Linked DNA regions of Homo sapiens: regions 1, 3 and 4 are each linked to region 2. A link is a contact called in ENCODE Hi-C or POLR2A ChIA-PET data. All regions are on one chromosome and are shown on one strand. The core of a region is the stretch at or near the end of the contact, and the rest is flanking DNA. Distances in the headings are between cores, read along the strand shown. Region 1 holds the start of ZNF100 (zinc finger protein 100). Region 2 overlaps LOC105372310 (a long non-coding RNA gene). Region 3 holds the start of ZNF708 (zinc finger protein 708). Region 4 holds the start of ZNF429 (zinc finger protein 429).

Region 1 (7,279 bases), core at 1,485-3,984, 1.5 Mb before region 2:
GTCAGGAATTCGAGAGCAGCCTGACCAACATGGTAAAACCCCGTCTCTACTAAAAATACAAAAATTAGCTGGTCGTGGTGGCGGATGCCTATAATCCAGGTACTCAGAAGGCTGAGGCAGGAGAATCGCTTGAACTGGGGAGGCCGAGGTTGCAGTGAGCCAAGATCGCACTGCTGTGCTCCAGCCTGGGTGACAGAGCGAGACTCCATCTCAAAAATAAAAAATAAATTTAAAAAATTTATTAATTTCTCTAAAGATTTTTCCTTTTAATGGATTTCAACTATTTTCTATGATGAAAAATAAATAATGTGTTGTTGGTCTTTGATTTTCTAAACTCATCCTTCAGTTATTTCCCCAAATTATTTTATATCTTTTCAAAATGCTTCTCCAATTTTTTTCTTTCTTTTTTTTTTTTTGAGACAGGGACTCACTCTGTCACCCAGTCTTGATTGCAGTGGTGTAACTACTCATAGCTCACTGCAGCCTTGACTTTCCAGGCTTAAGCAATCCTCCTGCCTCGGCCACCTAAGTATCTGGGACTATAGGCATGCACCACCATGGGTGGCTAATTTCTTCATTTTTGTCATGGAAACAGAATCTTATTATGTTGATCAGGCTGCATTGGAACTCCTAAGCTCACATAAATCTCCCATATCAGCCTCCCAAAGTACTAAAAATACAGGTGAGAGCCACCGTGTGCTTCTGCAATTTTTGTGAGGATTATTCCCAAATGAGCACAAATCTAAAAGGAATCTGACTTCTACTATGGAAGTGTCACTCTCCAGGATTTCAATAGTCTAGGGCAGGGCAGCTACTTTAGTAGTGTCATCTATGGAGGTGCATGGGCTTTGGAGTCAGATAAAGTTGATCCTGAGTCTCAGCCCAGCCACTTAGTAGCCGTAGGACTTTGCACAAGTTTCCTGATGTGGAAGAGTTCTATATACCACATATGCAAAAAAGGTAGAATGATACTGATTGCAAAATGACATTTTTTCATCCCTCTTGTATCTTTGCCCATAACCAGGTGCTTTTACAGCTGTTTCCATCAAGATCTGGAATCTGTTTTCAAAGCCCTATATCTGGCTGACCTTATTTGCTCAGGTCAACAGAAACCTGTGAACATGACAGTGGGCCAGTTTGGGGCCCAGGCTCAAATGGTATTGACTGCTTCTCTTTTTCTTTTAGAATGCTGCCATCTCCATGAATAATGCCCATGTTAGCCAGCTGGAAAATAAGATACCATGAAGAGGAGAAGCAAGGTGCCCCTGTTGACAGACCCAGGAGCAGAAGCTCACCCCCAGATGCACAGCTGTCTAGTCAAAAAGCAGGTGATGATACATGTCTGAAGGAGCTCAGCTGAGACCAGAAGAATGGCCCCACTCAGCTCGGCCTAAATGGCCAACCATTTCAATTATAAACTAATAAGTTTTGGATGATTTGTTATGCCTCAATAGCTAACTAATACATGCACCCAGTACAGATAAGTTGCCAGGATTCAGTGACAGGTTGACTAAGAGTTGGCTTCTAACAGTGGACACCCTCTAGGTACTGATTTCTTCCCCTGATTTAAAGTTCGATGTTTTGTAAGAGAATTTTGGGTAATGCAGAAATACCTGTAGACATGTATGCGTGTGATTGGTGCTTAGACTCACATAGTCCCCCACACCACAGGAGAAAACAGATAAACACAGCCTGATTGTTAGGGCCAAGACCATATAGCAAACTATGTTTGTTTTTAATCTATTTTCTCCATCTCTAAATACTGGAGTTCAAGTGTGTGGACAGAACTGAAGACATAGTTGTTTTTTCTCCTGTGGCCCCATCATCCTTTGTTCACTATCTGGTCTCTAAAAGAAAGGTGGGCAACAGGTGGCCAGCAGTTGTTTATTACCTGTGGCTATTTTATTCCTACTGCCCTCAGCTCTTTCTATGGGAACTATCTGGTCCACCCTAGGAACCAAAGAGAGATGTTTGTAGGGAGAGTCTCTTCTTTCACTCTCGCAGGAAAGAGATGTTCAGGCCCTTCACACCGCTGACATCAGAGCTGCACTTCAATGTGACAGCTATTGTCCATGTGTGGCTACTGGGTTCCCACAATGTGCCTGGTCTGAAATGCGATATGCTAGAAAGGTAAAATACAAAGTCAGCTTCAAAGATTTAGTTCCAAATATTTATATATTTTATCAATAATTACATATTTCTCACACATTAAAATGATAATATTTTGAATATAATGGGTGAATTACATTGTTAACAATCAGTTCAACTTGTTTCTTTTTAAAGTTTGGCTACTAGAAAATTTCAAATCCACATGTGGCTGACATTCATTTTAGATGATTTTCTCTTTTCTAAAATCTCAGGCTGCCTGCTCAAAGGGCCAGAAGCCAGGAAGGTCATAAAAGCTGAAATTTTAAAATAATTGTTATATTCTTTTCACTTGTGTATAGCTATATAATGTATTATTTATTTATACATATGACCTTATACACAAATTTAAAGGCAAATACTCTCTGGGATGGGCCTAGCTCAGCTGAGGGAGGAAGCCCTGTCAGAAGAGGGGGCAGTCTAGGCTGTCACTCTTTCTTCATTGAACCCGCATCTGATCACATCTTCTGTCACTCAAAGCCTGACAGGGCGGGGATTTAAGCATTATCCAACCAGGGACGCTGGGCTGGAAACCGTCCAATCAGGCATGCAGCTGGAGCGGACTGGACGGCTTCCGGGTTTGGCGGGGTCTTTGTCTCTCGCTGTAGCCGGAGCTCCAGGTTTTGCTCTCACTTCTCTGTGTCTTCTGCTCCTAGGGGCCTAGCCTGTGTGGCCCTCTGACCTGCAGATATTGGGAGATCCACAGCTAAGACGCCAGGACCCCCTAGAAGCCTAGAAATGGTGAGAGTGCCCGGTCCGACATCCCGAGAGACGGCGAAAGGGCTGGTTGGAACTGGTGGGAAGTAGCTGTGGCGGGACTCAGGCCTCTCCGCAGTCAGCTTCACAATCTGCGCCTTGCCCAGCTCGGCCTCCGTCCCCTTCGGCCATAAGATGGCGGCTGCGCTGACAGCCAGGACCCCAGGCGTCCTTTCTCTTCCCTGCGTAGTGACTGTGCCTTGGCCTGGAGCCCTCTCTTGGCAGCTCTGCACCCGCAGCGCCGCGTCTCTCTCAGATTGTGCAGGGACCACGGGAGGGTCGTCAGGGGAAAATCCTGACTCGGGGTGCGGGTTCATGAATGGGAAGATCTTTGGTCCGTGGCTTTCCCAGTTCCTCTTTTCTCCTATTAAAAATGTATGGGAGTCACTGCACAAATATTAACGATTTTTTTGTTTGTTTGAGACGGAGTCGCTCTGTCGCCCAGGCTAGGGTTTAGTGGCGCGATCTCCCCTCACTGCAACCTCCGCCTCCCGGGTTCTGGAGATTCTCCTGGCTCAGCCTCCCGAGTAACTGGGATTACAGGCGCCTGTCACTGGGCCGGCCTTATTTTTTTGTATTTTTAGTTGGGACGGGGTTTCACCTCGTTGGCCAGGCTGGTCTTGAACTCCTGACCTCGTGATCCGCCCGCCTTGGCCTCCTAAAGTGCTGGGATTACAGGCGTGAGCCACCGCGCCTGGCCTAAAGAATTTAATCAAACAGTGATTCAAGAATCATAGAGTATCCAGCTATGGTTTGTAGTTTGTTGTCTATGGGAGAGGCTTGAAGGAAAGTCATTTATAAAATGTATGATGAAGAAAACTAAATTTAGTAATTGGTTACAGTAACGTAGTTTCTTGATTTGTACAATACAGGTGAAGATTTCCTGGTTGTGTAATCAGAGGTTAATTAACAGTTTATAGTTGTTTAAGCCTACATTTTCTCTGAATGTAGTAATTAAAAAAAAAATGCACCTGAGTTAGATTTTTTTTTTTTTTAAGTAGGAACCCAGGGACTAGAGACACCTCAGTGGAATTGCCTGTCTCTTAATTATTTTCACACTCCACGGGGAACTGATTTTCTGCTGCATTTTTCACCTGTGTCCCAAGCAGGTTGTTAAGTCTAACCCCCGTCCCCCATTTCTCCAGCCTCACTCTGGCTTGCAGTAAGATACTAAATTTCCAATTTCTTCTGGCGTTCCCAAATGTCAACTTTTCCTTCCTAATTCACATTATCACCTATTTGTCCTTTAGTGTACTTGTTTATACCATATTTTAATTAATTGTTTTTGACAAAGCATTAAATGGCGCTTTTAAGAAGATGTGTTATCCGCTTGTAAATATTTCCCACGAAAAGGAAACAAAGACTAATCCTCTGACACTGTATTGTAGAAAATCTCTGTGTCTCTTTTCCTTTTACCTTCTCTAGGCACAGAGATTTATCAGAATGTTTTTGGGTCAAGGTTTTGATTTGGAAAAATCTATGGGGTGATGTGTCCTCAGCCACCCTTTAGTTTTTTCCTGGTCCTGGGTTTCAGTACTATCTGTGGATAAACCGAGATATCCGCCATGGTTCTGTCAGCTAAAGTGCCTAGTGAATGTCAGCTTCTGGTTTATTTTCTCCCGTAGGATGACCCGAGGTATGGAATGTGTCCTCTCAAGGGAGCAAGTGGATGCCCTGGGGCTGAGAGGAGTCTTCTGGTGCAGTCTTATTTTGAAAAGGTAACCCCTTGAGACATTAAAATTGTCTTCACCCAACCCAGCTTTCATTTCTTGGAGACACGTTGCTGGTCAGCCAATCAGATGCTGGTATTGAGGGGAAACACAAAAATAATTTCTGCTCCCTGGATCATCTAAGGGGGGCAGAAAAATAGTGAAATAAATATAAAGAAAAATATTGGAAAAAAAAGTGAAAATTTTGTTACCAAAAAGTATTCCAAAAGACAAACAACAACAGAACTGACCCCAGTGAGATGGTGTAAGAGCTTGCAAAGTAAAATGCACCTGGGGCAGTCACTGGGGCATAATGCAGTGTCTTCTGAGTGGGTGGTTCTTGAGCACATAAGTGAGCAGGAGTGGGTGGAAGAATCTCTCCAGTGATTGAATGACCTGACTTGAAACATGAGTCAGACACATCTGTTATTTAATCAGCACTGCCACTACCTGGGTTTGTCACCTTGAAGATATTTGTCACTTATTTTGACCTCAGTTTTTTAGCTGTAAATTGCATTATATTAGTAGGGCTTGAAAGGTAGAAAAATATTTACAAAGGTCATGAAAGAGGTGGGTTTCAGAAAAAAATGTCTGATCATGTATTTCATTTGTCAAAAATTTGTTAAAAATTCTCATTTACTGTTTTTCCCAGAGTGAGTTAGGAATTTTCTCAGGTGTGTTTTTTTTATGGCTGAGTGATTTCAAACAGAATTTCAAGGCTTAGCTTTTAGAATGCTCCCAGGCAAAATCTCTCAATTTTAGTTTTGGAAAATGAATACATTTCCACAAGAAAATGTGGTGGATAATTGGTGAGTTACATAGATTCATTAAAACATCAGTTTCTTTTTTTTCAGGGTAAATTTGTGACAGTGAATATCTGTGTTCAGATCCTGTTACATTGATTTTTGAGTTTTATGCTAAATTTTATGAGATGAAACTCGGTACTGTTTAGAAGTGCTCCCATATGACTCATTGTTTACAAAATAATTTTAAATGGAATTAATAAAGTAATACGTTTATTGTCTGAAAGAAATAGATACTTTTGCTTTTTTTTTTTTTTCCCCACACGGAGTCTGGTTCTGTCACCCAGGCTGGAGGGCAATGGCACCATCTTGGCTCACTGCAACCTCCGCCTCCCGGGTTCAAGTGATTCTCCTGCCTCAGCCTCCTGAGTAGCTGCGATTAGAGGCGCACCACTATGCCCGGCTAATTTTTGTACTTTTAGTAGAGGCGGGGTTTCACTATGTTGGTCAGGCTGGTCTCAAACTCCTAACCTCGCGATCTGCCCGCCTTGGCCTCCCGAAGTGCTGGAATTACAAGCATGAGCCACCATGCCCGGCCTGATACTTTTGCTTTTCTTATTGAGGTATAAAATGTAAGCACCTTAAAATTCCCTTCCCTTATATGAACACTGCATTTTGCTGGATTTTTCAGACACTTAATTTCAACAACCAAGTGAATAACTCTTAACATGGAAATTAGAGCTTGGTCCCAGTGACTCAGAGCTAAGGCTAATATTGAGCCTGCAGAAGAAATTTAATAACGGCCTTGTTAGTTTTTTCTGGGGAGTCTCTCCTGCAGATGTCCCAGCCTTCTCACTGCAGCCATGGAAGAAGCCTATCTGCTGAGAGAAGCTACAGAGTCCTGGAAAGCTGGGGGCTCACAGGCAGATGCAGTTAAGGTTAACATAAAAGGGGATTGGGAGGGTCTTGCTGATGATGAAGTTGTTATTGTTTTAAGGCAGTTTCTAGACTTTGTAATGTATAACCAAGTTCAATTTATTTAAAAAATTTGAATTCCAAAAAAGTATTAGAACAGGAGGAATACCAACTATAAAAACTTTAAGAATTGCCAAGTTTAGGCAGACGAGGGCTTTCTTTCATACAGTGGAGCAAAAAAGATTAGAGAGAAGGTGGGAAGGGAATGGCAGTTGGAGATTGAAAAGGTTAGATTTTAGATTAGAGAATGTTTTACCCTGAAGTCAGCATGTTCTTAGGAGGGGCACAGAATGAAGTTTTAAGTTAGCTCAGATTGAGGGTAGCTCAAAGTTCAGGAGCCCACGTAAAATTTTACTTAGACCACTGAAGACAAATTTAGCTGATTTTTTTCCCCCCGGGATGGAGTCTTACTCTGTCGCCAGGCTGAAGTGCAGTGGTGCAATCTCGGCTCACTGCAACCTCTGCCTCCCAGGTTCAAGCGATTCCTTTGCCTCAGCCTCCCAAGTAGCTGGGAATACAGGTGCGTGCCACCATGCCCAGCTAATTTTTGTGTTTTTAGTAGAGACGGGGTTTCACCATGTTAGCCAGGATGGTCTCAATCTCCTTGTGATCTGCCCACCTCGGTCTCCCAAAGTGCTGGGATTACAGGCATGAGCCACCACGCCAGCCTTAGCCAATTTTTTTTCATGAGAAAAAGAAAAAATATGTGCAGAGATTTTACCGAAAAGGGTCCCAATCCAAACCCCAAGAGAGGGTCCTTGGATTTCACTCAAGAATCAAGGTGAGTCCATAAAGTGAAAGTAAGTTTATTAATAAGAAATAAAAGAATGGTTTACTCTACAGGCAGAGCAGCCCCAAGGACTGCTGGTTGCCCATTTTTATGGTTATTTTTTGATTATTTGCTAAACAAGGGGTGGAGTATTTATGCCTCCCCATTTTGGACCCTAAAGG
Region 2 (7,314 bases), core at 2,145-4,644:
ACGGAAGTATTGTGCTGTCATATTAATAATACATAAAATTTTTGTTCAAGAGAAAATCAACTTTTACTTGTTAATAGTGTATTATCAACACTAAAGCCAATTTTAATAAAACCTTATAAAGCTGGTGCAGTGGCTCACACCTATAATCCTGGCCCTTTGGAAGGCTGAGGCGGTCGGATCAGGAGTTCAGGAAATCGAGACCATCCTGGCTAATACAGTGAAACCCCGTCTCTACTAAACATAAAAAAAATTAGCCGGGCCTCCTGGTATGAGCCTGTGGTCCCAGCTACTAGGGAAGCTGAGGCAAGAGAATCGCTTGAACCCGTGAGGTGGAGGTTGCGGTGAGCCAAGATCGCACCGCTGCACTCCATCGTGGGCAACAGAGCAATATTTTGTCTCAAAAAATAAAAATATAAATAAATAAATAAATACAACCTTGTAAATAAACAAAATTTGTCATTTTTGACCTCTCAAGATATACATGTATATTTTGTAATCTCTTGTAATTTTTTGAACTTTTTATATTTTATTTTTATCTGCATTCTTTTTATTTTTTCAATTTGAAACCACCTTTAAGTAATTTCACATTGTTATAGGAAACAAAAAGATATCATTTAGTGATAACCTCAGTGGCTCACGCCTGTAATCCCAGAACTTTGGGAGGCCTAGGTGGGTGGATCACTTGAGGTCAGGAGTTCAAGACTAGCCTGGCCAACATGGTGAAACTCCATCTCTACTAAAAATACAAAAAATTAGCAGGTTGTGGTGGTGCACTTTTGTAGTGCCAGCTACTCTGGAGACCGAAACAGAAGAATCGCTTGAACCCAGGAGGTGGAGGTTGTGTAAGGCCCAAGAGGTTCACCTTGCCCTTTGCCTAGACAGAGCTGATTCATCAAGACAGGCGAATTTGTGGAGGAAAAGTTAAATAATAAATTTGAACTCAATTGAACGTGGACACAAACAATGGTCACCGAGTCCCAGAACAGGTTGTGTGAGCCCCTTCAAGCGTTCATTCAGTGCTGTTTTGGAGAAATCTCTATTTCAATCTATTCCTATGCATTAGTTATTGAAAAACAATAGGCAATCGCAAAAACAAGTTGACATTTTTATGTTCCTCGTGCCGGGTCATGAAAGGCCCTCGTGACTAGGCCTCATGCGAAACAACTAGTTACAAAAGAGCTAGGATACCAGACTGGGCTGAAGCTTCATGAGACCTCTTCTCATCTGTGCAGGAATGAGCGGCCGACTCTGGAGCCCAAGCTGTTGCTTCCCATCTGGTGGTGAGGCCTCCACTGTCTGGTGAGTGCAATGTCCGATGCTAGAGCCCAGGCTGTTGCTTCCCACTCTGGTAGTGAATCCTCCATAGTCTGGTGAGTGTAAATATATATATATTTTTTCCTTTCTCCTCTTCCCATTGCAATTTGCTTATTATATCAATCTACTTGTTATATCAATCTGCTTATTATATTGATTTGCTTATTACATAATTTGCTTATTATATCTGCATTGCTATTTACGTGGAATGAAGCTTGTTTACCCTTAAAGGTATTGTGTGTGTGTCTTTCCTTCTCCCCCTCGTGCGTTTCCCGCACAGAACACTTTTGGTGTCACAAACAGGATTCAAAAACAAAAGTGTGCCACTTTTTAGCAACAAGGGCAGGGCGGGAGGCTCGAGGACTTCCCATATCCCCGGATGGAAACTCCCCCAGTTCTCTCCCTTGGCAATTGAATGGTCAAGGGGAACCGGACTTTGTAAGAATTGGGAATCTAAATTAGTGCAATTTAGACCTTTGTGCGTGAAGTGCTGCAGGGAATTCCAGTCAGCAAAGGAGACGCTGAGGGGATCTCCCAGAGTGGATGGTGTTTCCTTACTGCTTATAAGATAATGTGTCAAGATAGGGGCTGGTTGCATCCTATGAAATGCAGGGAAATAATTCATTTTACCAAAGGCTAAGCCTAAAATACTAGAATTTGCAACCCCTACCACTAAAAATGAGGCTCAGAAATTTATTGGCTTGTTTGGATTCTGGAGACATCATATTCCCCACTTGGGTAACATGTTACAACCTCTGCATGCAGCCACCAGAAAACGCTATGACTTTGGGGAGAGAAAGAGATCATGGCTTCCGAACAAGATAAACAAGCAGTGCAACTGGCCCTGGATCTATGACCCATTTGGGATGGTCCCGTAGAACTGCAAGTAACTGTCCTAGATCAACATGCTAATTGGAGCCTTAGGCAGAAACAAGATGGGAAGAGGTACATTTCTGGTTTTGGACCCAGAAACTGCCAGAGGCCAGCAAAGCTTATAACCCTTTCGAGGAGCAATTGTTAGCTTGCTATTGGGCTTTGCTGGAAACGAAACACCTCTGCTTCAACCATGATGTCTTTATGAGGCTTGAAATTCCTATTATGACTTGGGTCATGAGTTCCCCCGAAACTCACCAGATAGGGCACGCCAAGGGGGAGAACTGGGGGAGTTTCCATTCCGGGATTTGGGACGTCCCCAAGTTTCCAGCCTTGGGCTCCAGAGTCAGACACCGCACTCTCCAGGCTGGAAGATTCTCCACCAGGCCAGGAAGCAACAGCATGGGTTCCAGAGTGGGACACCCGCACTCACCAGACTATGAAGGACTCACCACCAGACCAAGAAGCAACAGCCTGAGCTCCAGAGTCAGACACCACCCTCATCAGACTGTGGAGGATTCACCACCAGACAGGGAAGCAACAGCCTGGGCTCCAGAGTTGGCCACTCGTCCGTGCACAGACGAGGAGAGGTCTCATGAAGCTTCGGTGCAGTCTGGGACCACAGCTCTTTAGTAACGAGTTGTTTGGCATAAAGCCCAGTCACAGGGCTCTTCAGGACAGGGCTTAAGGAACACAAAAAGGTCAGCTTGTTTTTGTGATTGTCTATTGTTTTTCAACAATAGTAGCTGTAATCCCAGCTACTCAGGAGGCTGAGGCAGGAAAATCGGGTGAGCGAGACCCCGCCACTGCACTCCAGCCTGGGTGACAAAGCGAGACTCCGTCTCAAAAAAAAAAAAAAAAACATTAGCTTTAGTATTGATAATACACTACTAACAAAGTAAACGTTGATTTTCTCTTGAACAAAAATTTTATGTATTATTAATATGCCAGCAAAATACTTCTGTTCACCTTTTGAATACATTCAAAAGGAGAGTGAGTACAAAAGAGAATTTTCTCATGCTCTGGGGGGGGCCTGGGTCAGCTCAGGAAGGAAGCCCTGCCTGTAAAGGCTGCAGCTTAGGCTGTCTCTCTTCACTTAGCCCAGCATCTGATCACATCTTCTGTCACTCAGGGCCTGAGGGGCGGGACCTAAAGCATTATCCAATCAGAGACGCTGGGCTGGAAACCGTCCAATCAGGCACGCAGCTGGAGCGACGAGGACGGCTTTCCGCTTTTGGCGCGGCCTTTGTCTCTAGCTGCAGCCGGCGTTTCAGGTCTCGTCTTCACTGGTCTGTGTCCTATTCTCCTGGAGGCCCAGCCTCTGTGGCCCTGTGACCTGCAGGTATTGGGAGATCCACAGCTAAAACCCCAGGACACCCTGGAAGCATAGAAATGGTGAGAGTGCCCGGCCGACATCCCGAGACAGGAAGAGGGGCAGGGTGGAACTGGTGGGAAGTGACTGTGGCGGGACTCAGGCCTCTTCGCAGTCAGCTCCACAATGTGCGCCCCAAGTTCTCCTTGCCCAGGTTGGCCTCAGCCCCCTTCAGCCTTAAGATGGCGACTGCGCTGACAGCCGGGCCGCCAGGCCTCCTGTCTCTTCCTCTCGCAGTGACTGTGCCATGGCCTGGAGCCCTTTCTAGGCAGCTCTGCAGCGGCAGCGCCGCGTTTCTCCCAGATTTTGCAGGGACCATGGGAGGGTCGTCAGGGGAGAATCCTGACTCGGGATGTGGGTTCATGAATGGGAAGAGCTTTGGTCCGTGGGGTTCACAGTTTCTCTTTTCTGTTATTAAAAATGTGTGGAATCCGGGAGGTGGAGCTTGCATTGAGCCGAGATTGCACCACCACTCCAGCCTGGGCGACAGAGGGAGACTCCGTCTCAAAGAAAAAAAAAAAGTATGGTGCCAGGTACGAAATGCCAGTAATCCCAACACTTTGGGAGGCTGAGAAGGGCTGATCACTTGAGGTCAGGAGTTGAAGACCAGCCTGGGCAAAATGGGGAAACCCCATCTCTACAAAGAAAATAGAAAAATTAGCTGAGTGTGATGGCGAATGTCTCTAGTCCCAGCTACTCGGGAGGCAGAGGAGAGAGAATCGCTTGAACCCAGGAGGCGGAGGCTGCAGTGAGCTGATATCACACCACTGCATTCCAGCCTGGGTGACAGAGCAAGACTTTGTCCTTTTTTTTTTTTTTTTTTTTTTTGAGACGGAGTCTCGCTGTCGCCCAGGCTGGAGTACAGTGGCGCGATCTCGGCCCACTGCAGGCTCCGCCCCCTGGGGTTCACGCCATTCTCCTGCCTCAGCTTCCCGAGTAGCTGGGACTACAGGCGCCCGCCACCTTGCCTGGCTAATTTTTTGTATTTTTAGTAGAGACGGGGTTTCACTGTGTTAACCAGGATGGTCTCCATCTCCTGACCTCGTGATCCGCCCGCCTTGGCCTCCCAAAGTGCTGGGATTACAGGCGTGAACCACCGCGCCCGGCCTAAGACTTTGTCTAAAAAAATAAATAAATACATAAATTATGGGAGTCACCGCAAAAATATCAAATAATTTAATCAGTCATTCAAGAGCACCCAGCTATAGTTTGTAGTTTGCGGTCCATGGGAGGGGCTTGAAGGAAACATTGATAAGGTGCATGATGAAGAAAACCATATTCAATAATTCAATACGTATAGTTATGTAGTTTCTTTGTACAATTAAGGTGGAAATTTCCTGGTTATGTAATCAGAGCTTAATTGGCAGTTTATGGTTTTTTAAGCCTGAATTTTGTTTCCCGAATGTAGTAATTTAGCAAAAACTGCACTTGAGTTTAGATTTTTATTTTAGAAGGAGGAATCCGAGGACTAGAGCATCCTCAGTCTAATTGCCTGCCACTTAATTATTTCCACACCCCACAGGGGACTGATTTTTCCCTAGCATTTTTCACATGTGTCCTAAGCAGGGCCTGAAATGTACCCCACGTTCCTCAATTAATCATTTTTTTTAAAGCATTGCATAACACTATTGAAAAGACTTGTTTTCTCTTTGTAAATATTTCCCAGAAGAAAGCAAAGAATAATCCCCTGACACTGTATTGTAAAAAATATCTGTGCCTGCATTTCTTTTGTTGTTTTTGTTTTTTGAGATGGAATCTGGCTCTATTGCCAGGCTGGAGTGCAGTCGCGCGATCTCGATTTACTGCAACCTCCGTCTCCTGGGTTCCAGCGATCCTCCTGCCTCAGCCTTTCCAGTAGCTGGGACTACAGGCGCGCGCCACCACGCCCAGCTAAATTTTTGTATTTTAAGCAGAGACGGGGTTTCACCATGTGGGCCAGGATGGTCTCAATCTCTTGACCTCGTGATCCACTCGCCTTGGCCTTCCAAAGTGCTGGGGTTAGGCGTGAGCCACCGCGCCCGGCTCCTCTTTTTCTTTTATTTTTCCAGAGAACTTACCAAAATGTTTTTGGGTCAAGATTACCCTTTGTAAACTTTGTAGGGTGATGTGTCCTCAGCTATCCTTCAGTTTTTTTTCTGGGCCTGAGTTTTAGTACTTTCTGGGAATAAACCAAGATACCCACCATGGCTATGTCTGGTAGAGTGTCTAGTGACTATTAGCTCTTGGGTCATTTTCTCCCATAGGACCACCTGAAGTATACAGTGTAGCCTCTCAAAAGAGCAGGTGACAGCCTTGGGGCTGAAAGGCATCTCCTGTTGCACTTCTTCTTTTTTCTTTTTTTTTTTTTTTTCCTGAAAAGCTAACCCCTTGAGGCTGGGTGCAGTGTCTCACGCCTGTAATCCCAGCACTTTGGGAGGCCGAGGTGGGTGGGTCACCTGAGATCAGGAGTTGGAGACCAGCCTGGAGGCTGGCCAACATGGTGAAACCCCATCTCTACTAAAAAATACAAAAAATCAGCCGGGCATGGTGGCAGGCGCCTGTAATCCCAGCTACTCGGGAGGCTGAGGCAGGAGAATGGCGTGAACCCGGTAGGCGGAGGTTTCAGTGAGCCGAGATTGCGCCACTGCACTCCAGCCTGGGCGACAAGAGCAAGACTCGATCTCACAAAAAATAAAGAAAAGCTAACCCCTTGAGACATGATTCTCTTCACCCAACCTAGCTTCCAATTCTTGGAGACACATTGCTTGTCAGCCAACCAGATGCTGGTATCGAGGGGAAAACAAATAATTTCTGTCCCCTAGATTTTCTTGGCGGGGGCAGGGGGGGGGTGGCAGAAAAATAGTGAAAAATTTGTTTAAAAAAAAAACACTCCAAAAGACAAAAAAAACTGACCCCAGTGAGATGGCGTAAAAATTTAGGAAGTAAAATGCACCTGGAGGACTCACTGGGTCATATCGCAGTGTCTCCTGGGAGGGTGGTTATTGAGCACGTAAATGAGCAGGATGGGGTGGGTGATTCGACCTGTACCTTGAAACGATCTGTTCACTTATTTTGACCTCCCTTTTTTTTTTTCTTTTTTGAGACAGTCTCAATCTGTTGCACAGGCTGGAATGCAATGGCTCAATCTCGGCTCACTGCAACCTCCACCTCCTGGGTTCAATTGATTCTCATGGCCTCAGCCTCCCAAGTAGCTAGGACTACAGGTGCGCACCACTAGGCCCAGCTAGTTTTTGTATTTTTAGTAGAGATGGACTAGGCTGGTCCCAAACTTCTAGTCTTAAGTGATCCACCTGCCTTGGCCTCCCAAAGTGCTGGGATTACAGGCGTGAGCCACTGCACCCAGCTGACATGTTTTTTTAACTAAAATTTGCATTTTATTAGTAGGGCTTGAAAGTTAAGAAAATATTTACAAAGAAAATAAAATATGAGTTTCAAAAAATTAATATCTAATCATATATTCCATTTGTTAATCATTCTCATTTATCTTTTTCTTTCCCAGAGTGAGTTTAGGAATTTTCTCAGGTGTGTTTTTTATGGCTGAGTGATTTCAAACAGAATTCCAAGCCTTAACTTTAAGAATGCTAGCTACCAAGGGAAAAAATAAGAAAAATCTCTCTTTCATTTTGGCTGTAGACAATGAATATATTTCCACAGGAAAATGTTGTAGATAATTGAGTTACATAAATTCATCAAAACATCAGTACCTCCTTTTGCTGGGTAAATTTGTGACAGTGAATAAATATCTCATGTCTATA
Region 3 (6,783 bases), core at 471-2,970, 1.1 Mb before region 2:
GCCGGGATGGTCTCGATCTCCTGACCTCGTGATCCGCCCGCCTCGGCCTCCCAAAGTGCTGGGATTACAGGCGTGAGCCACTCCGCCCGGCCTGCCCTCTGCTCTGTCTATGACCACTGTCTGTTCTACCCTCAGAACCGAAGAGAGATGTTGGTAGGGAGAGGCTCTCTCCTCACCTCCGGCAGAAAAGGGATGTTCAGGTCGTTCACCCTCCTGATGTCAGAGCTGCACTTCAATGTAGCAGCTATTGGCCCTGTGTTGCTACTGGCTGCCTGGAATGCGCCTGGTCTGAACTGCGATGTGCTAGAAAGGTAAAATACGAGTTAGTTTCAAAGGTTTAGTTCCATATATATAGACACACTTCATTAATAATTACATATTTCTCACATATTAAAATGACAATATTTTCGATATATTGGGTTAAATTGTTACAATCAATTTCACCTGTTCTTTGTTTCTTTTTAAAAATAGAGCTAAACTCTTTTTAAAGTTTGGCTACAAATTAGCCGGGCATGGTGGCCAGCGCCTTTTATCTCAGCTACTTGGGAGGCTGAGGCAGGAGAATCGCTTGAACCCGGGAGGCAGAGGTTGCAGTGAGCAGAAATCGCGCCATTGCACTCCAGCCCAGGCAACAATGTGAGACTCCGTCTAAAAAAATAAAAATATAAAATAAAGTTTGGCTACTAGAAAATTTAAAATTTACATGTGGCTCACATTTTATGATTTTATTTTATTTATTTATTTTTTTTGAGACAGAGTTTCACTCTTGTTGTCCATACTGGAGTGCAGTGGCGTGATCTCGTCTCACTGCAACCTCCACCGCCCAGGATCAAGCGATTCTCCTGCCCCAGCCTCCCAAGTAGCTGGGATTACAGGCGCCTGCCACCATGCCCAGCTAATTTTTTTGTATTGTTTTAGAGACGGGGTTTCACCATGTTGGCCAGACTGATCTCGAACTCTGAACCTCAGATGATCCACCCTCTTCGGCCTCCCGAAGTACTGGGATTACAGGCGTGAGGTACAGCGCCCAACTTGTGGCTCACATTTTATTTCAGAGAATTGCCTCCTTTTTAAAATCTCAGGCTGCCTGCTCAAAGGACCAGAAGTCAGGAAGGTCACAAAATATAAAATTTTAGAACAGTTGGGCCGGGCGCAGTGGCTCATGCCTGTAATCCCAGCATTTTGGGAGGCCGAGGCGGGAGGATCACCTGAGGTCTGGAGTTTGAGACCAGCCTGACCAACATGGAGAAACCCCGTCTCTACTAAAAATACAAAAAAATTAGCCGGGCATGGTGGCGCATGCCTGTAATCTCAGCTACGCGGGAGGCTGAGGCAGGAGAATCGCTTGAACCCGCGAGGTGGAGGTTGCGATGAGCCAAGATCGCGCCATTGCACTCCAGCCTGGGCAACAAGAGTGAAACTCAATCTCAAAAAAAAAATTTTTTTTAGAACAATTGGGTTATTATATTCTTTTCATTTGTGAATAGCCATATAGCATATTATTTATAAGGGCATATGACCTTATACACAAGATTAAAGGCAAACACCCTCTCGGGTGGGCCTGGCTCAGCTCAGGGAGGAAGCCTTGCCTGAAAAGGCTGCAGCATAGGCTGTCACACTTCATTCAGCCCAGCATCTGATCACATCTTCCGTCCCTCAGGGCCTGAAGGGGCGGGTTTTAACATTATCCAATCAGGGACTCTGAGCTGGGGACAGTTCACTCAGACACGCAGCTGGACCGGACAGGGCGGCTTCCGGGTTTGGCGCGGCCTTTGTCTCTTGCTGCAGCCGGAGCTCCGGTCTCGTCTTCACTGCTGTTTGTCCTCTGCTCCTAGAGGCCCAGACTCTGTGGCTCTGTGACCTGCAGGTATTGGGAGATCCACAGCTAAGACTCCAGGACCCTCTGGAAGCCTAGAAATGGTGAGAGTGCCGTCCGACATCCCGAGAGAGGGGAAGGGCTGGTTGAAACCTGTGGGAAGTGGCTGTGGCGGGACTCAGGACTCCCCGCAGTCATCTCCACAATCTGCGCTCCGAGTTCTCCTTGCCTAGCTCGGCCTCAGTCCCCTTCAGCCATAAGATGGCGGCTGCGCCGACAGCCGGGCCCCCGGGCGTCCTGTCTCTTCCCTGCGCAGTGACTGTGCCCTGGCCTGCAGCCCTCTCTGGGCGGCTCTGCACCGGCAGCGCCGCGCCTCTCCCAGATTGTGCAGGGACCATGGGAGGGTGGTCAGGGGAGAATCCTGACTTGGGGTCGGGTTCATGAATGGGAAGAGCTTTGGTCTGTGGGGTTCCCGGTTCCTATTTTCTCCTATTAAAAATCTGTGGCAGTCATCGCAAAAAATATTAAAGAATTTAATCAAAGAGTGATTCAATAATTGTAGAGCACAAAAGTATGTTTTGTAGTTTGTGGTTCATGGGAGGAGCTTGAAGGAAAGACTTTTTATAAGGTGCATGATGAAGAAAACTATATTTAATAATCGGTTAGGTACATTTACGTAGCTGTTGCTGTTAAGTAGAAAGCCGGGGACTAGAGCCTCCTCAGTGTAATTGCCTGCCACTTAATTATTCTCACACTCCACAGGGGACTGATTTTCCCCTGCATTTTTCACATGCGTTCCAAGCGGGGTCTCAAGTGTACCTCCCAGCCCCATTCCTCCAGCCTAACTCTGGCCTGCAGTTAGATTTAAACTGCAAATAAACTAAAATACTAAATTTCTAGTTCCTTCTGACATTTCCAAATGCCAGCTTGCCTTTCCTAATTCACATTCTCAACTGTTTTTCCTTTAGTGTACATTTTTGATACTGTATTTTAGTTAATCATTTTTTGACAAAGCATTGGATGGCACTTAAAATTGTTTTCTGGTTGAAAATATTTCTCATGAGAAGAAAGCAAAAAATAATTCCCTGACACTGTATTTTATGAAATTTCTATGGCTTTTTTTTTTTTATCTTCCTCAGGCACAGAAATCTTATCAGAATGTTTGTTTTCAGGTGAAGGTTTTTCTTTGGAAACTTTACGGAGTGATGTGTCTTCAGCCACCCTTCAGTTTTTTCCTGGTCCTGGGTTTCAGTACTGTCTGGAGTAAACCAAGATACACATCATGACTTTTTCTGCTAGAGTGTCTAGTGAATATCAGCTCCTGGGTCATTTTTCTCCCTGAGGACAACCTGAGGTATGGAGTGTAGCTTCTCAAGGGAGCAGGTGGATGCCCTGGGGCTGAGAGGCATCTCCTGGCATACTCTTCCTTTGAAAAGCTAACCCCTTGAGACATTAAGATTGTCTTCACCCAACCCAGCTTCCATTTCTTGGAGACACAGTGCTGGTCAGCCAATCAGATGCTGGTATTGAGGGGAAAACACAGAAATAATTTCTGCCCCCTGAATTCTCTAAATTTTGTGGAAAAAAAAAAGTATCCCAAAAGACAAAGAAAAACCTGACCCAAGTGAGATGGTGCAAGAACTTACAAAGTAAAATGCACCTGGGGCATAGTGTAATGTCTCCTGAGAGGGTGGTTATTGAGCACTTAAGGTGAGCAGAATGGGGTGGGTGAATATCAGTCAGACACATCTGTTTTCTTTCTTTTCTTTTTTTTTTTTTTTGAGGTGGAGTTTCACTCTTGTTGCCCAGGCTGGAGTGCAATGGCACGATCTCGGGTCACCGCAACCTCCGCCTCCCAGGTTCAAGCGATTCTCCTGCCTCAGCCACCCGAGTAGCTGGGATTACAGGCATGTGCCACCACACCCAGCTAATGTTTTTGTATTTTTAGTAGAGATGGGGTTTCTCCATGTTGGTCAGGCTGGTCTCAAACTCCAGACCTCAGGTGATCCGCCCGCCTCGGCCTCCCAAAGTGCTGGGAATACAGGCGTGAGCCACCGCGCCCGGTCTAGACACATCTGTTTTCTAATTAGCACTACCACTCCCTGGGTTTGTCACCTTGAAAAGATTTGTTCACTTATGTTGACTTCCATTATTTAACTGTAAATTGCATTTTATTAATAGGACTTGGAAGGTAAGAAAATATTAACAGAGGGCATAAAAGAGGTGGATTTCAGAAAAAATTAATATTAATCATGTATTTTATTTGTGAGAAATTCTCATTTAAGTTTTCCTTTCTTAGAGTAAGTTTAGGAATTTTCTCAGATGTATTTTTTGTGAATATATATATAATCAAATATATATGTATTTATATTTATATTTAATATGGACTCTTGCTCTTGTTGCCCAGGCTGGAGTGCAATGGCACAATCTTGGCTCACTGCAACCTCTGCCTCCCGGGTTCAAGCAATTCTTCTGCCTCAGCCTCCCGGGTAGCTAGAATTACAGGTGGGCGTGCCACCATGCCCAGCTAATTTTTGTATTTTTTGTAGAGAACGGGGTTTCTCCATGTTGGCCAGGCTGGTCTCAAATTCCTGATCTCAAGTGATCCACCCGCCATGGCCTCCCAAAGTGTTGGGATTATAGGCATGAGCCACCGCGCCCAGCCTATTTTATGAGATTTTGGTGCACCCATCACCAGAGCATTATACACTGCACCAAATTTGTAGTCTTTTATCCCTCGTCCCCCTTCCACTCTTCCCCTCAAATCCCCAAAGTCCATTGTATCATTCTTATGCCTTTGCATCCTTATAGCTTAGCTCCCACATAACAGAACATACCATGTTTGGTTTTCAACTCCTGAGATACTTTGCTTAGAATAATAGTCTCTAGTCTCATCCAGGTTACTGCAAATGCTGTTAATTCATTTTTTATGGCTGTGTAGTATTCCATTGTATATATATACCACAGTTTCTTTATCCATTCATTGATTGATGAGGATTTGGGTTGGTTCCATGATTTTGCTATTGTGAAATGTGCCACTATGAACATGCGTGTGCAAGTATATTTTTCGAATAATGACTTCTTTTCCTCTGGGTAGATACCCAATTGTGGGATTGCTGGATCAAATGGTAATCCTACTTTTAGTTCTTTAAGGAATCTCCACAGTGTTTTCCATAGTGGCTTTTCTAGTTTACATTCCCACCAGCAATGTAGAAGTGTTCCCTGTTCACCACGTCCATGCCAACATCTACTGTTTCTTGATTTTTTGATCATGGCCATTCTTGCAGGAGTAAGGTGGTATCGCATTGTGGTTTTGATTTGCATTTCCCTGATCATTAGTGATGTTGAGGATTTTTTCATATGTTTGTTGGCCATTTGTATACCTTCTTTTGAGAATTGTTTATTCATATCCTTAGTCCACTTTTTGATGGGATTGTTTGTTTTGTACTGATTTGTTTGGGTTTGTTGTAGACTCTAGATATTAGTCCTTTGTCAGACGTATAGATTGTGAAGATTTTTTCTCACTCTATGTGTTGTCTGTTTACTCTGCTGACTGTTCTTTTTGCCGTGTAAAAACTATTTAATTTAATTAGGTCCCTGATATTTATCTTTGTTTTTATTGCATTTGCTTTTGAGTTCTTGGTCATGAAATCCTTGCCTAATCTAATGTCTAGAAGGGTTTTTCCAATGTTATGTTTTATAATTTTTATAGTTTCCGATCTTAGGTTTAAGTCCTTAATCCATCTTGAGTTGATTTTTGTATAAGATGAGAGATGAGGATCCAGTTTCATTCTCCTACATATGGCTAGCCAATTATCCCAGTACCATTTGTAGAAAAGGGTGTCCTTTCCCCACTTTATGTTTTTGTTTGCTTTGCTGAAGATCAGTTGGCTGTAAGTATTTGGGTTTATTTCTGGGTTCTCTATTCTGTTCCATTGGTCTATGTGCCTATTTTTAAACCAGTAACATGCTGTTTTGGTGACTATGGCCTTATAGTGTAGTTTGAAATCAGGTAATGTTATGCCTCCAGATTTGTTCTTTTTGCTTAGCCTTGTTTTGGCTACGCAGGCTCTTTTTTGTTCCACATGAATTTTAGAATTTTTTTTAATTCTGTGAAGAATTATGGTGGTATTTTGATAAGGATTGCACTGAATTTGTAGATTGCTTTTGGCAGTATGGTCATTTTCACAATATTGATTCTACTTATCCATGAGCGTGGGATTTGTTTCCATTTGTTTGTGCCATCTATGATTTCTTTCATCAGTGTCAGGTGTATTTTTTATGGCTTGGTAATTTCCAATAAAATTTCAAGGCTGTTTAAGAATGCTACCAAGAAAAAGAATAGGGGAAATGTCTTTCCCATTTTGGCTGTAGAAAATGAGTACATTTTCACAAGAAAATGTGGTAGATAATTGCTGAGTTACATAGATTCATGAAAGCATCAGCTCCTCTTTTTGCAGGGTAAATTTGTGACAGTGAATATCTCTGTTCAAATCCTGTTATCTTGATTTCCTAGTTTTAAGCTAAATTTTATTTGAAACTTGGTACCTCCTAGACATGTTTCCATATGACTAATTGTTTACTATATGACTTTTAATGGAAATAATAAAATAATGCATTTATTGTTTGAAAGGAATGGACACTTTTGCTTTTCTTATTGAGATATGAAATATAAGCACCCTAAAATTTTCTTCTCTTATGTCAACACTGTGTTTGAGAAACTGCTGGATTTTTTTTTTATTTTTTGAAATGGAATTTCTCTCTTATTGCCCAGGCTGGAGTGCAATGTCATGATCTCGGCTTACTGCAGCTTCCGCCTCCTGGGTTCAAACTATTCTCCTGCCTCAGTCTCTTGAGTAGCTGGGATTACAGGCATGCACCACCACACCTGGTTAATTTTGTATTTTTAGTAGAGACGGGGTTTCTGCATGTTGGTCAGGCTGGTCTCAAACTCCTGACCTCAGGTG
Region 4 (7,619 bases), core at 2,505-5,004, 1.3 Mb before region 2:
TATCTATTCCTTTATAAATGTATTATTTTATTATTTCCATTAAAAAATCATGTAGTAGGCCGGGCAAGGTGGCTCATGCCTGTAATCCTAGCACTTTAGGAGGGGCAGATTGCCAGAGCTCAGGAGTTCGAGACAAGCCTGGGCAACACGGCGAAACCCTGTCTCTACTAAAATACAAAAATAGGCTGGCGCGACAGTGTGCGCCTGTAGTTCCAGCTACTCGGGAGGCTGAGGCAGGAGAATTGCTTGAACCCAGGAGGCAGAAGTTGCAGTGAGCCAAGATCGCACCACTGCACCCCAGCCTTGAGCAAGACTCCATTTCAAAAAAAAAAAAAATGTAGTAAACAATTAGTCATATGGGAACACTTCTAGGAGGCACCAAGTTTCATCTAAAAAATACAGCATTAAACTCTGAAATAAAGATAACAGGATATAGAACAGAGATATTCACTGTCAGAAATTTATCCTGCAAAAACAACTGATGTTTTCATGAATTCATGTAACTCACCTATTATCTACAACATTTTCTTCTGGAAATGCATTCATTTTCTACAGCCAAAATGGAAGAGATTTTTCCCTATTCTTTTCCTTGGTAGCATTCCAAAATCTAAGCCTTGGAATTCTGTTTGAAATCACCCAGCCATAAAAAAAAAAAAGCCTGAGAAAATTTCTAAACTCACTCTAAGAAAGAAAAAGGTACATGAGAATTTTTAACAAAAAAAAAAGATAGATTTTTCTGAAGCCCACCTCTTTTATGCGCTTTGTAAATATTTTCTTACCTTTCAAGCTCTACTAAAAAATTGCAATTTAGAGTTAAAAAACTGAAGTCAATATAAGTGAACAAATCTTTTCAAAGTGACAAACCCAGGGAGTGGCAGTGCTGATAAGAAAACAGATGTGTCCGACTCATGTGTCAAGTTCAATCACTTGAGAGATTCTCCTACCCATCCCGCTCACTTAAGTCACTTAAGTACTCAATAACCACCCTCTCAGGAGACTGCTCTATGTTCCAGTAAGTGTCCCAAGTGCATTTTACTTTGCAATTTCTCGCCTCATCTCACCGGGGTCAGGGTTTCTTTTGTCTTTTGAGATATCACCTTTTTTTTTTTTTTCAGATGGAGTTTCACTCGTGTTGCACAGGCTGGAGTGCAATGGCACGATCTCGGCTCACCGCAACCTCCGCCTCCCGAGTTCTTCTGCCTCAGCCTCCTGAGTAGCTGGGATTACAGGCATGCACCACCACGCCTGGTTAATTTTCTGTTTTTAGTAGAGACGGAATTTCATCATGTTAGCTAGGCTGGTCTCGAACTCCTGACCTCAGGTGATCTGCCCACCTTGGCCTCCCAAAGTGCTGGGATTACAGGCGTGAGCCACCGTGCCTGGCAGAGATACTAGTCTTTTTTCACAAATTGTAGAGAATCAAGGGGTCAGAAATTATTTGTTTTCAACTCAATACCAGCATTTGATTGGGTGACCAGCAATGTGGCCCAAAGAAAGGAAAGTCGGGCTGGGTGAACACAGTCTTAACATCTGAAGGGGTTAGCTTTTCAAACGAAAAGTACACCAGGAGATTCCTCTCAGCCCCAGGGAATACACCTGCTCCCTTCAGAGGCTACACTCCATACCACAGGTTGTCCTATGGGAGAAAATGACCCAGGAATTAATATTCATTAGACAGTCTTGCAGACATAGCCATGACTGATATCTTGGTTTATTCACAGACAGTACTGGAACCCAGGACCAGGAAAAAAACTAAAGGGTGGCTGAGGACACATCACCCCACAAAAATTCCAAGAAAAACCTTGATGCCAAAACATTCTCATAAAATCTCTATGCCTAGGGAAGATAAAAGGAAAAGAGACAAAGATTTTTTTACAATACAGTGTCAGAAGATTATTCCTTGCTTTCTTCTTATGGAAAATATTTATAAACAGAAAACAAATCTTTTTAAATGTGCCATCCAATGCTTTGTCAAAAAATGTTTAATTAAAATACAGTATCAAAAATGTACACTAAAGGACAAATAGTTAATAGTGTGAATTAGGGAGTAGTGGGAGTTGGCATTTGGGATTGTCAGGAGGAAATGGAAATTTTGTATTTTACTGCAAGCCAGAGTTAGGCTGGAGGAATGGGGGGCGTGGGAGTAGATTTGAGACCCTGCTTAGGACACCTGTGAAAAATGCAGGGGAAGATCAGTTTTGTGTAGGGAGTGAAAATAGTTAAGTGGTAGGCAATTCGACTGAGGTGGCTGTAGTCCCTGAATTCCTACTTTTAAAAGATCTAACTCAAGCCGGGAGCCGTGGCTCACGCCTGTAATCCCAGCACTTTGGGAGGCCGAGATGGGCGGATCACCCGAGGTCGGGAGTTCAAGACAAGCCTGACCAACACGGAGAAACCCCGTCTCTACTAAAAATACAAAATTAGCCGGGCGTGGTGGTGCCTGCCTATAATCCCAGCTACTCAGGAGGCTGAGGCAGGAGAATTACTTGAACACGGAGGCGGAAGGTGCAGTGAGCCGAGATCGCGCCACTGCAGTCCAGATTGGGCAAGAAGAGGGAAACTCCATCTCAAAAAAAAAAAAAAAAAAACAAAAAACTAACTCAAATGCTTTTTTTTTTGTAAATTACTACACTGGGGAAAACAAATACAGGGTTAACTATTAACTGGAATTAAGCTCTGATTACATAACCAGGAAATTTTGTAAGCTGAAGATGGAAATTAAGAAACTACGTAACCCTACCTAACCAATAACTGAATTTGCGTTTTTGTACCATGCGCAAAGTCTTTCCTTCAAGCTCCTCCAAAGGACCACAAACTACATCCCACAGCTGGGTGCTTTACAATTTTAGAACCACTCTTTAATTAAATTCTTTAATATTTTGCAGTGACTCCCCTTTTTTTTTTTTTTTTTTGTTTGAGATAGTCTCATTGTGTCAACCAGCCTGGAGTGCAATGGCACAATCTTGGTCTCCTGGGTTTAAGCGATTCTCGTGCCTCAGCCTCCCACATAGCTGGGATTACAGATGCCTGCCACCACATCCGGCTAATTTTTGTATTTTTAGCAGAGAGGGGGTTTCACCATGTTGGCCAGGCTGTTCTCGAATGCCGGACCTCAGTGATCTGCCCGCCTCCCAGCAAACTGCTGGGATTACAGGCATAAGCCACCGCGCCCGGCCACTCCCATAGATTTTTAATAGGAGAGAATGGGAACTGGGAACCCCACGGACCAAAGCTCTTCCCGCTCATGAACCCGCATCCCGAGTCACTATTCTCACCTGACGCCCCTCCCATGGTTCTTGCACAATCTGGGAGAGACTGCGGAATTGCGCGTGCAGAGCTCCCCAGACAGGGCTACACGTCAGGCACAGTCACTGCGGAGGGAAGACAGGACGCCCGGGGCCCGGCTGTCAGCACAGTCGCCATCTTATGGCTGAAGGGGACTGAAGCCGAGCTGGGCAAGGAGAATTCCGGGCGCAGATTGTGGAGCTGACTGCCGGGAGACCTAAGTCCGCCACGGCCACTTCTCACGGTTCCGACCAGCCCCTCCCCCTCTCTGGGGATGTCAGACTCGGCACTCTCACCATTTCTAGGCTTCCAGGGGGTCCTGGAGTCTTAGCTGTGTATCTCCCAATATCTGCGGGTCACAGGGCCACACAGGCTGGGCCTCTAAGAACAAAGGACACAGAAATGAAGACGAGACCTGGAGCTCTGGCTGCAGCAAGAGCCAAACGCCCCGCCATATTCCGGAAACCGTCCTGTCGCTCCAGCTGCGTGCCTGATTGGATAATGTTTAAGACCCGCCCTCTCAGGCCCTGAGTGACAGAGGGTGATCAGTTGCTGGGCAGAATGAAGCGTGACAGCCTAGCTGCAGCCTTTTCAGGCAGGCTTTCCTCCGAGCTGAGCCAGGCCCACCCTAGAGGGTGTTTGCATTGAACCTTGTGTGTAAGGTCATATGCATTTATAAATATACTATATGGCTAGTCACAAATGAAAAGAATATAATAACAATTACTTTTAAATTTTAGCTTTTATCACCTTCCTAGCTTCTGGTCCTTTGAGCAGGCAGCCTGAGATTTTAAAAAGGAGGCAGTCCTCTGAAATAAAATGTGAGCCACATGTGAATTTTTAATTTTCCAGTAGCCAAACTTTAAAAAGAAACATGAAACACGTGGAATTGATTGTAATAATGTAACTAACCCAATATGTTTAAAGTATTATAATTTTAATATGTGAGCAATGTGAAAGGAAAATATCTTGGGCCCCCAAAATTACTAAGGAAAACTCAAGCTGGGAACTAAAGGCCAATCAGAAACTCAAAAGAATTTGAGTCCACCTATCTGTGACCTGGAAGCTCCCTCCAGCTTCGTGTCTTCCTGCCTTTGCTTCAAGTTGTCCCACCTTTTCAGACTGAACCAATGTACTTCTTACATATATTGATTGATGTCTCATGTCTCCCTAAAATGTATAAAACCAATATGTTCCCTGACCACCTTGGGCAGGTGTCCTCAAGACTTCCTGAAACTATGTCATAGGCGTGTTCTCAACCTTGGCAAAATAAACTTTCTAAATTAACTGATGTCTCAGATTTTCTGGGGTCACAGCAATATGTAATTATTAAGGCACTATATATATTTTTGGAACTAAATCTTCGAAACCAACTCTGTATTTTACTTTTCTAGCAAATTGCAGTTCAGACCAGGCACATTCCAGGCACCCAGGAGCCACACATGGCCAACAGCCACCACGTTGAAGTGCAGCTCTGATGTCAGGTGGGTGGAGGCCCTGAACATCCCTTTTCTGCCAGAGGTGAGGAGACAGCCTCTCTCTACTAACATCTATCTTCGGTTCTGAGGGTGCGATAGATAGTGGCCATAGCAAGGGCAGAGGGCAGCACAAATAAAATAACCACAGGTAGACCACTCTTTGCCACCTGTTGTCCACCTTTCATCCAGAGATCAGACAGTGAACAAAAAATTCTGGGGCCACAGGAGACAGGAGAAGAAAACTCTATGTCTTTGGGTCTGTCCACAGTCTTAACCTCTAACTTTAAGATATGAAGAAGGCCGGGCGCGGTGGCTCACGCCTGTAATCCCAGCACTTTGGGAGGCCGAGGTGGGCGGATCACGAGGTCGGAAGATCGAGACCATCCTGGCTAACACGGTGAAACCCTGTCTCTACTTAAAAAATAGAAAAAATTAGCCGGGCGTGGTGGCGAGCGCCTGTAGTCCCAGCTACTCTGGAGGCTGAGGCAGGAGAATGGCTTGAACCCGGGAGGCAGAGCTTGCAGCGAGCCGAGATCGCGCCACTGCACTCCAGCCTGGGGGACAGAGCGAGACTCCGTCTCGGAAAAAAAAAAAAAAAAAAAAAAAAAAAGATATGAAGAAAATAAATTAAAGGCAAACTTATTTTGCTGTTTGGCCTTGGCTCTAATGGTCAGGCTGTGGTTATCTGTTTTTTTCCTGTGGTGTGGGGTACTGTGTGAGTATAAGCACCAATCACACACATACATGTCTACCTGTATTTCTGCATTACTCAACATTGTCTTAGGAGACATCCAACTTCAAATCGGGAAAAAAAGAAAAGAAAAGTCAGTATCTTTAGGGTGTCCACTGTCAGAAGGTAACTAGTAATCAACCTGTCATTAAATCCTGGCATTCCATCTGCACAGGGTGCATGTATTAGTTAGCTATTGCAGCATAACAAACCATCCAAAACTTATTTGCTCGTAATTGAGATGGTCAGCCATTTAGGCTGGGCTCAACTGAGGTCCTTCAGACATGTATCATCAGCTGCCTTTTCACTATTTTTATTATTATTTGGGAAATTATTGTATTATTATTTATTATTATATTATTATTATTTGGGAAAATAGCTGTGGGATGATTTTAGAAAATCAAAGCTCAATAACATTATTTATTTTCATCATAAAAAATTTGAAAATTTGTAAAAGAAGAAAACTTTAGAAAAATTAAATTTAACAGTTTAAATGAGCAAATCATGATTTGCAAATCGGGTAACCTATGGATCCAGAGTAGGCTCAGAGAGACTCCAACACAGCCACATGTTGGTAAAATTTTTATGAACCAGAAAAGCAAAATGACATACAGAAAATGGAAGTGAGGTACAGAAACAGCCAGATTTATTACAGCTTAAGATATGTCCCATTTGAACATTAAGTTTACTATGTAAAAAAACAAAAAACAAAAAACAAATCCTATTAGCCAAAATTAAACATAAGAGGGAAGCTTTAGGCTACAACTAATTTAACAATTTCTCCCTTTTGTCATCTTCTCAAGTTTGAGACCAAAACTTTAGACATTAATATCACTTTGTCACCATCAAAAATGTACTTATTTAGACTCGAATCTCACTGTGAAACAGCAGAACTGTGGGTTTGTAAAGTGGAAATAAAAACTTCAGCTTATTATTTTGAAATTATTTTTATTTGTTTTTTAAAGTGTTAGAGTACAGGGGACCTCCTTGTGTTGAAATCTGCTATTTAGAGAAGAAAAACAAAACCTGGCCAGTTTTAGAATCTACCTGTTGCCTTAAATTTTTAGTTTAATTATGTCACATCCAGCATGAGTGACTCATTTTGGTTTGGTTTGTTTGGACCTAGTGCATAAGCTCAGTCCAGAATTATGGCCTCCAATAGTTTTCTTTAAAAAATTCCCCGTTTGGTTAAGTTCTTACATAGGTCACAGTGTAACCAAAACTCGGGGCTTTAGTGCCACTCTCAGTTTCCATTATTTTTGTTTTTTGTCCTTAGCATGTCATTCATAGGTTGTGCTGTCTTCATAGTCACATATGTCTTTGAGTTTCTGTCATTCCAGTTAAAGAGAGACCATTTGACATTCTACAGATGACTACATTCAAACGTTTACATCTTTTGAGAGAATACAGTGCAGTAGGAAGATTACCATTTTGACTATCAGGAGGATAATACCAAGAGTTTGAAGCATGCTTTTTAGCCAGGGTCCCCATGAACAACCAATTAAAGTTAAATAGATCAAATAGTTAGCTAGATAAATGATCTACTCATTTCATCTAATCAGCCTGTTCATGAATCATCTACAACTGCATCTCTGTAATACCGGCTGTAGTTCTCCATGGGCAACTATTAGCAACTGCACAGATATCTATTTATCCAGTAAGTAATCAAAAGAAATTATATTTAGCATAACTTTGTGAGAAAACTTAAAGTCTATTGTGTAAGCATAGTTTTTATGGTATAATCTGCTATAGAGCCCTATTGAGAGGGATAAATTTGTAACCATTGCCTCATTTACTCTAAACAGTGATACCCATTCAGAAGAGTAATGGCCTCCTGGCAATGCTCTTTAACCTATTCTGAATAAGTTCTTTTTAACTTATGAAATAGGTTAAGAGCAGTGGACCAATATTCTGTTTTTGATATTGTGAGAAAACAAATGTTTCATTAAAACTTCTCACCTACATTGGCCCTTCTTCTTTTACCTTTCAAGGAATAAGTTTCCTCATACATAATGTTGGCTGCAAAATTCTCTACATATAAGTATACCCCCATGAGTGCACACAAGAGACCACTTTTTAAAATTTCTGTGGTTTGTAGAACCATAAACAAACTGTGAACTAAGAGT

Evidence for each region. A loop is a pair of places that touch in the nucleus more often than their neighbours do. ChIA-PET counts read pairs that join two places held with the same protein, here RNA polymerase II (POLR2A). Pooled maps may share reads with other maps.
Region 1: a loop to region 2 is called in a map with no recorded cell type, with 13 times the contacts of the local background. The contact joins the promoter of ZNF100 here to the enhancer-like site in region 2. A Hi-C loop is called at or near these places in 1 of 37 single-sample maps with no recorded cell type and 6 of 50 pooled maps. POLR2A ChIA-PET finds 5 or more read pairs at or near these places in 2 of 52 experiments (WTC11 and activated CD4-positive, alpha-beta T cell).
Region 3: a pooled map shows a loop between it and region 2 (18-fold over the local background). The contact joins the promoter of ZNF708 here to the enhancer-like site in region 2. A Hi-C loop is called at or near these places in 1 of 168 maps with a recorded cell type or tissue (ascending aorta) and 7 of 50 pooled maps. POLR2A ChIA-PET finds 5 or more read pairs at or near these places in 1 of 52 experiments (OCI-LY7).
Region 4: a loop to region 2 is called in a pooled map, with 8 times the contacts of the local background. The contact joins the promoter of ZNF429 here to the enhancer-like site in region 2. A Hi-C loop is called at or near these places in 5 of 50 pooled maps. POLR2A ChIA-PET finds 5 or more read pairs at or near these places in 5 of 52 experiments (T-cell, activated CD4-positive, alpha-beta memory T cell, activated naive CD4-positive, alpha-beta T cell and 1 more).

Annotation. Positions count from the first base shown.
Region 1 is chr19:21,763,034-21,770,312 of GRCh38, reverse strand. It overlaps ZNF100 (zinc finger protein 100), which reads left to right and starts at 2,734. Exons shown (of 5, transcript NM_173531.4): 1 at 2,734-2,886; 2 at 4,527-4,619. The coding sequence starts at 2,884. RefSeq lists a silencer at 2,570-2,747.
Region 2 is chr19:20,234,556-20,241,869 of GRCh38, reverse strand. It overlaps LOC105372310 (a long non-coding RNA gene), which reads left to right. Exons shown (of 7, transcript XR_007067164.1): 2 at 1,233-1,370; 3 at 2,080-2,888; 4 at 3,320-3,582. Among named protein-coding and RNA genes, the nearest start is that of ZNF486, 71 kb to the right of the region's middle. RefSeq lists enhancers at 2,645-3,163, 3,675-4,185. Within about 2 kb of position 3,394, at least 17 of the 41 ENCODE cell types and tissues checked have a DNase peak (open chromatin) inside an H3K27ac peak, as active enhancers do; they include OCI-LY7, where a contact is called at or near this core.
Region 3 is chr19:21,324,347-21,331,129 of GRCh38, reverse strand. ZNF708 (zinc finger protein 708) reads left to right here and starts at 1,720. Exons shown (of 4, transcript NM_021269.3): 1 at 1,720-1,920. The coding sequence starts at 1,918. RefSeq lists a silencer at 1,407-1,628 and enhancers at 875-1,863, 1,748-1,927, 1,968-2,167, 3,256-3,777.
Region 4 is chr19:21,501,737-21,509,355 of GRCh38, reverse strand. ZNF429 (zinc finger protein 429) reads right to left here and starts at 3,754. Exons shown (of 4, transcript NM_001001415.4): 1 at 3,582-3,754. The coding sequence starts at 3,584. It overlaps LINC00664 (long intergenic non-protein coding RNA 664), which reads right to left. Exons shown (of 11, transcript NR_037194.1): 11 at 6,118-7,619. RefSeq lists enhancers at 2,769-3,370, 3,066-3,425, 3,436-3,755, 3,371-3,973.